Linked DNA regions of Mus musculus: regions 2 and 3 are each linked to region 1. The links are chromatin loops, found by intact Hi-C in ENCODE. Cell type or tissue: heart. All regions are shown on one strand.

Region 1 (2,500 bases):
TCTGTCTCAAAAGAGAAAGTAAGTAAGAAAGAAAGATAATAATACCATTATCTAGGTAGTAGATTGTCATTTTACTTGAAAGGGGGAGAAAAGCTTACTGTTTGACAGGCCGCTGAAGCATTTGATCAATTTCTTTCAAAAACAAAAATCTGGAATATTTATGTTTTACCACAAAAATGCCTTCCTTCAGTGTTCAGACAGCAAAGGAGGAGAATAATGTATGTGAGCAGCAGTTTCACCCCTAGGTACAGCCTCCAAAGAACTGGAAGCAATGGGTCCAGCAGATACGTGTACGATTTGGGTCCTAGCCTTAGCCACAGTAGCCAAAGGGGAAACTCCGCCGAATGCCCAGTGAAGGACAAACGCCTAAACACAACGCAGTATATTTAGCAGTAAAAAGGAAGGAAATTCCGACACATAGAACAGCACAGATGAAACTTAGGGCATTATTCTAACCAAAATAAGGCAGGCACCAAAAGGCCAAGTATTGTAGATTGCATGTATGAGGGTCTTCAGAGTAGACGAATTCTTAAGGACACGAGAGACTAGGAATCGCTGGGAGTGGAGTCCCTGTACGATAAGAGCAGTTTCAGTTTGGGAAGTTGGGGTCCCGGTGCCGGACAAGATGATGGATGCGTAGCAATGTGAATTTACCTACTCTGATGGACTGCACGCACACTTGACAATGGTTCAAACGATACACTTTATGCTATGTCTAGTTTACTACGATTTTTGAAGAGTCAAGAAACAATCTAGCTGATGAGATTTTAAAATAAAGCCTTATCTCTGCTGTGTGTGCATAGTGATATATGATTCCTGCATTCCTCAAATCTGCTAGGTCGGTCCCCGCGCTTGCACCAGCTCCTCCACGCACTTGCGATCTTTAACAGTCAGAAGTCTTCCGGGACTTTTCAGAAACCGGGACGTTTGGTTCTAGTATTCTGTGATTCCTTGCTTTTAAATTCTCAAAATTGTCCTGTGAGACTTTGCTCGGGAGAAAAGAAAAAAAAATCGATGAGGAGTGGGCAGTAACCTGATGGTGTTCCCCTGTAATCCAGCACTTGGAGGAGTGAAGGACGATGGAAGGTTCAAGGCTAGCCTCCGCCTCGGAGTAAGAGAATTCGCGCAGCGGAGAATTTGAGTTCTCTAGGTTGGCGGTAGCGCGAGTGCGTGGGGATCTGGATCCTAGCCTGAGCGAGGTGTGTCGCTAAACGCCCCCACGCAGTCCGTGCCTCAGTTTCCCTGAAAGGCCCTGGGAGCCCGAGCCCTGACGTGGCGGAGCGACGGGCTAGGCGGCCGCCAGGGGGCGCGAGCGCGGGAAACGGAGCCGGGGGCCACCGGACGGAAGCGGCGCTAAGGGAGGCGGGGCGGCGCGGAGTCACCCGGATCGGCCCGCCCGCCCGCCGCCGCTGAGGGGAGGTGACCGCGGCCCGGCCGGGCCACCAGTGGCTGTGCGCGGAGGGAACGCCGAGCGGCAGAGAGCAGGTCGGTGCGGGGCCGGGCGTCCGTGGGGTGGCGGGGTGGTGGGGTAGCGGGGACGGTCGCCTGCGGGGCGCGCGGGGCTTGCGGCGCAGCTCTCGGTCGCGCTGAGCTGCGCTCCGCGAGACGCGAGGCCCTCGCTGTCTTCACTCACGGCCGAGGGGGTGCAGGGGGGGGGGGGCAGCAGCCCTAGGGACCGTCCCGGGGCGCGGACCGGGGGGCGAGGTGTCCAGCCGGGGCGCTGTCACTGCGCCGCCCTGCCTCTTGGCTTTGAGTTGAAGAACTGAGCCCCAGTCCTGCTCCTGGTCACTGCTGCAGCTGGTGGGCATGAGAGGCCGGGATTTCGTGACAGCCAGGCAGCGATGGTTTCCCAAATAACCCGGGACTATTTATATTTAGCTGGAGATGCAGTTTTGGCTTACTGGAGTTTTTAGGTACCCAGGACGATTGCATGCTTGTGTCAGAGGAGGATGGTTGTCACTCGAATAAAGGGGTGTTGGGGTGACCGGACAGGACAGCATGTGGTGTGTATTAAGAGCTGCGAAGGGTGTTTTTAGGGCACAGGGTCGTGTTGAAAAACCAACTTGAAAAGCAAGGTCGCATGTGGGATTATGGCTGGCAAATTCTGTAACCTGTCTGACAGTGTTTCTTTTATAGTCTTGGGAGCACCTTGTGGAACTTCCTAATTAATAATGGTGACAAGCTAGTGATGACACCGATTCTCTGGTAGGAGCATAGTTTGGACTCCACTGTGCTTAGTCGAGTTACATGCCGCTGATAGAGCTGACTAATCAACAGGCGATTTTTGCAGCAAGCAGACCTGATTTCTCAGTTAGGGCTGCATTTATAAAACAGTCGTAGGAAAAGCATAGTCGAGGTGTAGTGTTCAAGTTAGTGTATCCATCGGGCCTCATTCCCCCTAAACTACTGAATCTCGTGATCTCTCAGGCCCTTCCACCGCTAAAGTCTTTCATTTGTATTTGAAGCCGATCCCTCCTGGTGACAACAAAGTCCTAGGAAA
Region 2 (2,500 bases), 61 kb after region 1:
GTAATAACAGTCACGGTGGTGGCGGGGCTGTTGGAGGTGGCAGGCAGCTGTAGCAGTGTTTGCCATGGCTCCTAAGCACCATATAAATATGTTTAAATAAATTTTAAAAACTCAAAGTTGCTCCTTCAAGGATGGAGGGAAGCAGTGGCTCACCCAGCAGCCTGGGGAGGCGGGTACTTGTCAGTTCTGGGAGGGGCCACTGAAGGCAGTGTCTTAGCTGCTTAGAGTTTCACCTTACAGTGAAACTGACTTCTTGGAACATCACTTTGTTAGGTTTTGTTTGCTTTGTTTTCCCCCTAACAACTCATTAAGCCCTTTTGTAACGCCACAAAAATCTCTGCTGGATGCTGGTGGTGTAACTCGGTTGGTGGAATGCTAGCTAGTGATGCACCAGGCCCTGGGTTCCAGCCCCAATATTCAGCAAAATTTCAAAAGTACCTTGGATTCAGTTGCTCATTGCTCTCAACTTCCCCGAGGCAGACTCGATGATGAAATTGATATGTTCCGCCTTCCAGAACGTTCTCTGAATACTTACATTTTATTTGCGTGTATTTAGAAATATGTGGCAATGTTTTTCTTTCATACTCGCCCCCACCCCACACCTGCACTTTTCCCTCTTCATTTGTTCACAGAATGGCACATTGGAGGTTTCTTCTCCCAAGATTCCTTTAAAGTGTGAATGTTTATAATATGTGAAGGGGCTCCAGGTGCCAATCACCCTAGTTCTAGATTCTGACTGCCCTAACTAACACCTGCGCACCTGAAACCTGTTGGCCCCCTTAGGGTAGCACCTACAGCAGAGGCGGGGGGGGGGGGGTGTCCCCTTGCCAAGACCAGGGCAGAGTGAAGGCATCACCTGGGCAGACAGTGCTGCCTAGATGTTTATTACTCCAGGGAAATGACAGCTTCCCCAATCGAAGTTTAGCAGATGGCTGAAAAGGCAAGAACTAATAGCAGGAATTTCCAGGGCTTTAGGACTAAGCGAAAGCGACCGGCAAGGAAAGGGTTGCGCGCAGGCGCGGGGCTTGGTCCAGCCGGGATGGAGTCCGGCTCCATCCTTTACCACCAGCCCCGCGGCAGTGCCTGCGTGCCTGGGGCGATTCAGAGGGAAATTCGGGAAGCCGGGGGATGGGCCGACCCTGTTTGGTGGGCCTTGGCGGGGCTAAGGCGCTTTCTGGGTGCTGGGAAAGTTCGGCTCCTCTGTTGATCCTCGCACGTTGGCGCGCGGGGCCTCGGGGCTGCAGGTATGGTGGGGAGCCCGGTGCTGAGAGCGTGGCGTGGGACCCGGGGCGAGGGCGGGCGCGCTGGGCTTCCCCTCCCGCGCACAGCAGACCTCTCTCTTGGCAAGGAAACAGGCCCTGGTTTTGCATCTGACTTTGTCAGTTGGACGCGGCTATGGGTCCACCCGCTGGTGGAAATGAATCTGGGGGTAGAGGCCTGACCAGTAAAGAACTGGCTTTTGTTGGGGGTGGGGGGAGTGGCGGGAAGCGGAGCAACCATCCCCAAATCCTGCAAATACTTTGTTTGCCTTGCTTATAATCACTAAATTCGTACAGTCAGCTGCAGCCCCTGAACACCTGTAAGAAGAAAGTGGCCCGCACGAGTTACTTTTTGGTAGGCTGATGGGGAACCTCACTTTTCTCGGTGTGCTTGCTCATTTTCAGATTTTGTTCCAATAGGAAAGTAGGGGTTTTGAACCAATGCCCAGGGCATTTTTCTAGTTTATGTACCTCTGGTGCTGCCGGCAGTGTCTCACCCACCGTGGGAAAAAGACTACCTTTTGTTGAGTTACCGTGTTTAATTCCCCCCAAGGACTCAGCAAAACAGGTGTTCTTCTCGTTTTACAGACGAGGAATTTGCCCAGAGGTGAACCTTTGTGGGGCTCCCACGGTAAGGGAGAGCCTGTCACCGCTGCAGCTAGTTGAAAGTGAAGTGCCTTCTCACTTGGTTTTTCGAATACTGAATTTTTTTTTTTGTTGTTGTTCGTTCATGTTTTGGTGTTGATCAGTGTCCGGCCTCCAGCGTCCTAGGCTAGAGCACTACCCCGGAGAGGTACTCCCAACCCCTATGGTATATCGAACTTTTTCATAGCAGGTATGTGGGTTAAAGGGATCGGAGTTTTACATTTGGAGTGATTTCAGTGCAGACATTTTTGTCGGGAGAGTGGATATCAGTGGAGCGGGAAGGTCTCTGGGGATTTGTTAAAAATCAGATTCCTGAGTCCCATCCAGCTTTGCTGAGTCAGATTCTCAGGGGGTTACCAAGGAAACTGCAGGCTTGCAGACAGTATTCTTTTATATTATTAAATAACGGGGTTTGGATTTTCTTGGTTTTGTTTGTTTGTTTGTTTGTTTCTTTCTTTGTTGTCTTGAGTAGCCAAGGGCCTGTCTGGGGGGGGGGGGGGGAAGCATTTTGGAAGTTTGGAGACAAATGTGTCATTACCATTACAGAAGTTGGAAGAAAAAAATGGCTAGGATACAGTTTTCTCACTTTTAATATA
Region 3 (2,500 bases), 110 kb after region 1:
AGCCCGTGGAAGAAGTAGCTTACCTCAGGTTGTCACCGCCCTCTGTCACTTCATGGAGCAACCCAAGTTGCAGGCCAGCCACAAAGGATTTGAGATGAGCCAATTCCAGGGCCCTCCAGATCTCCTCATCCGAGTATTTGTTGAAAGGGTCGAGATTCATCCTCAGATTCCCAGAGAACAAAATGGGGTCCTGCAAGTTGGAGAATGGGAAGCCATCAGGGCTTATGTCAGCAAAGGGCTCAGTCATTCTTTGTGGCCAGGAGAACGTGGGTAGGAGTGGTCTGGCATGAACTCTAGGCAGGAAGCTGGCTCACGATTGAGCTTTTGGAAGCCTCTGAAGGCCCCGAGTACCTGCAACCGGAACACTAAACGGGGTGGGGGGTGGGGGTGCGGTGGTCCTTGGTTTGCACCTGCTTCGTTCCGTTCTGGGACCCACTTGTAGACATCCAGATGAAAAGACCATCATTTCCTGAAACAAAGCCTCCTGGCTTAGGACAAGGGAGACCAAGAGACATAGAAAGAGATTGTGTAGTCATCTGAGAAACTCTTATGTTTTGAAGAGGCCACAGAGAACAATGCACTAAACTAAGAAAACCCGGGGCCTGACAAGATATTCTCACGCACAAGCCCGAGTTTGAGTACCCAGCATCCCGCAGAAAGTGGAGCCTATGTGCTCACGCTGAGAGGGAGAGAGAAGCAGAGACTAGAGGCTGTCCGGAGATACCCACCACTGAGCTAGTCAAAACAAAACCTTTAAAAGGCCAAAGACAAAAATCCTCCTGAGGGGCTTGTGGTTAAAAGCACTTGCTACTTAGTATTCTTGCAGAGGATCCAGATTCAGTTCCTAGCACCCACACGGCAGCTTACAACACTCCTTAACACATGATCTTAATGCCAGGCTTCTGTGAGAGCCAGGTCCAAATGCTCTTAGATACACACAGGCAAAACACTCATAGCACATAAAATAAAACATCTTAAAACAACAGCAACAGCAGCAGCAGCAGCAGCAAATCCCAAAACGGCGAGCTACAGGTTCCTCGAGAGACCTTGTCTCAGTGGAATAGAGGGGAGAGTGACAGAGAGGGCATCTAATGTCACATTGTACTAAGCAACATTAAACCCTCCACAGGCACCAGGCCACAGTGCAGAGGGAGCGATGGTTCTCCGCCTCCTGTGAGTGGAGAGGTCTCTGTGGCAATTCTTAACTCGGTGGGGTCCATAGAGCAAGCCAAAGGGAGGTCTTTCTTGCTGATACGATGAATGTTCCGCTTGCTGGCAAAAACCCGCAGCAAATTCCCTCCTCTATCTTTTAGCCGCATCAAATGAGGAGTATAAAGCTTAATGACTTCAAGCTTCGGCGGCAAAATTGCTACTGCTAATTACAAAGGTCTCAGCAAACCCTGATGGGCTAACAGAAACGCCAACTAATCATCTGCTCTATCCGAGTGCTGGCGCGTTGCTGCCACCTACTGGTAGCTTCTAGCAGCCACCGGTCACATGCAAAATACAGAACTTTTTAGTCGAGAAACAGAATCTCGGGGAATTCGTCTGGAATCGTGGTATGAAGATGAATCTTGATAGTCAACTTTTGGGAGAGAGTGTCTATATTTGACACTTGGAGAGTGCAGACACAGTAGGACCAGCCGTCCCACATGCCTACTGCTATGCCTTACCACCAAGAACTGTGCCCCTTCTCAGTGAGCCGAATTAACCCTTCCTCCTGTAAGTTGTTTCTTGACAGGTACAATGACAAGAAAACTAAGCAATACAACTGCCAGAGTTGTTTTTGTAATTGAATGCATGTCAGTGTTTCCCCACTGCGTGTGCCCAAGTAAATCCTCGTTAACTAACCTGGGGAATGATGGTCAGTCTCCCTCGAAGGTCGTGCAGTCCAATGGAGGCAATATCAATCCCATCAATGATGATCTGGCCACCTGCAGACTCTAAGATTCTGAAGAGGCAGTTTGTGAGGGATGATTTTCCAGCTCCGGTCCTGCCCACCACACCGACCTGTGAATATAGTTCATTTACATCGACTTCAACATGCAATTCTCGGAGGAAAAAAAATTTAGCCTATGTATTCACAATCGCACGTGATAAAAAGAACCCCATACCAAATATATCAAATGGCTTTTAGTTTTGGTGAGAGGGAAAAAATGCCCAGATGTCAAGAAAAAAAATGGCTCTCCCATACTCCGCCTGAGTTGTGTGCTGAAGACCGTGACCGCTGGAAATAGACAAACCCTCTTCTCCATTGTTGTCACCGCCAATCTTGACAGTCATAGCTTATTCCCTTTTTAAAAAAGATTTCATTTAAAAAGTAGACAGAGGGCTGGAGAGATGGCTCAGTGGTTAAGAGCACTGATTGCTCTTCCAAAGGTCCTGAGTTCAATTCCCAGCAACCACATGGTGGTTCACAACCATCTGTAATAGGATCTGATGTCCCATTCTGGTGTGTCTGAAGACAGTGACAGGGTACTCACACACATAAAATAAATAT

What was found. Peaks named below come from ENCODE experiments on the same cell type or tissue, not always from the same donor. Only the 100,000 strongest peaks of a DNase experiment are listed, where the experiment ranks them.
Region 2: it touches region 1 in a loop (5-fold over the local background); 11 of 42 quality-filtered maps call a loop at or near these places.
Region 3: it touches region 1 in a loop (4-fold over the local background); 30 of 42 quality-filtered maps call a loop at or near these places.

What each region holds. Positions count from the first base shown.
Region 1 is chr19:43,939,102-43,941,601 of GRCm38, reverse strand. It overlaps Dnmbp (dynamin binding protein), which reads left to right and starts at 1,404. Exons shown (of 16, transcript NM_028029.4): 1 at 1,404-1,485. In heart, a CTCF peak has its summit at 1,278 (motif pointing right); a DNase peak (open chromatin) is centred at 1,341; H3K4me3 peaks cover 1,664 bases; H3K27ac peaks cover 1,517 bases.
Region 2 is chr19:43,878,357-43,880,856 of GRCm38, reverse strand. All of the region lies in intron 4 of Dnmbp (dynamin binding protein), which reads left to right. Among named protein-coding and RNA genes, the nearest start is that of Gm24400, 22 kb to the right of the region's middle. In heart, a CTCF peak has its summit at 1,403; DNase peaks (open chromatin) are centred at 1,216 and 2,203; H3K4me3 peaks cover 1,949 bases; H3K27ac peaks cover 1,647 bases.
Region 3 is chr19:43,831,555-43,834,054 of GRCm38, reverse strand. It overlaps Abcc2 (ATP-binding cassette, sub-family C (CFTR/MRP), member 2), which reads right to left. Exons shown (of 32, transcript NM_013806.2): 29 at 1,852-2,010; 30 at 24-190. Among named protein-coding and RNA genes, the nearest start is that of Gm10768, 6.0 kb to the left of the region's middle. In heart, a CTCF peak has its summit at 1,476 (motif pointing left); no DNase peak of the experiment used is centred here.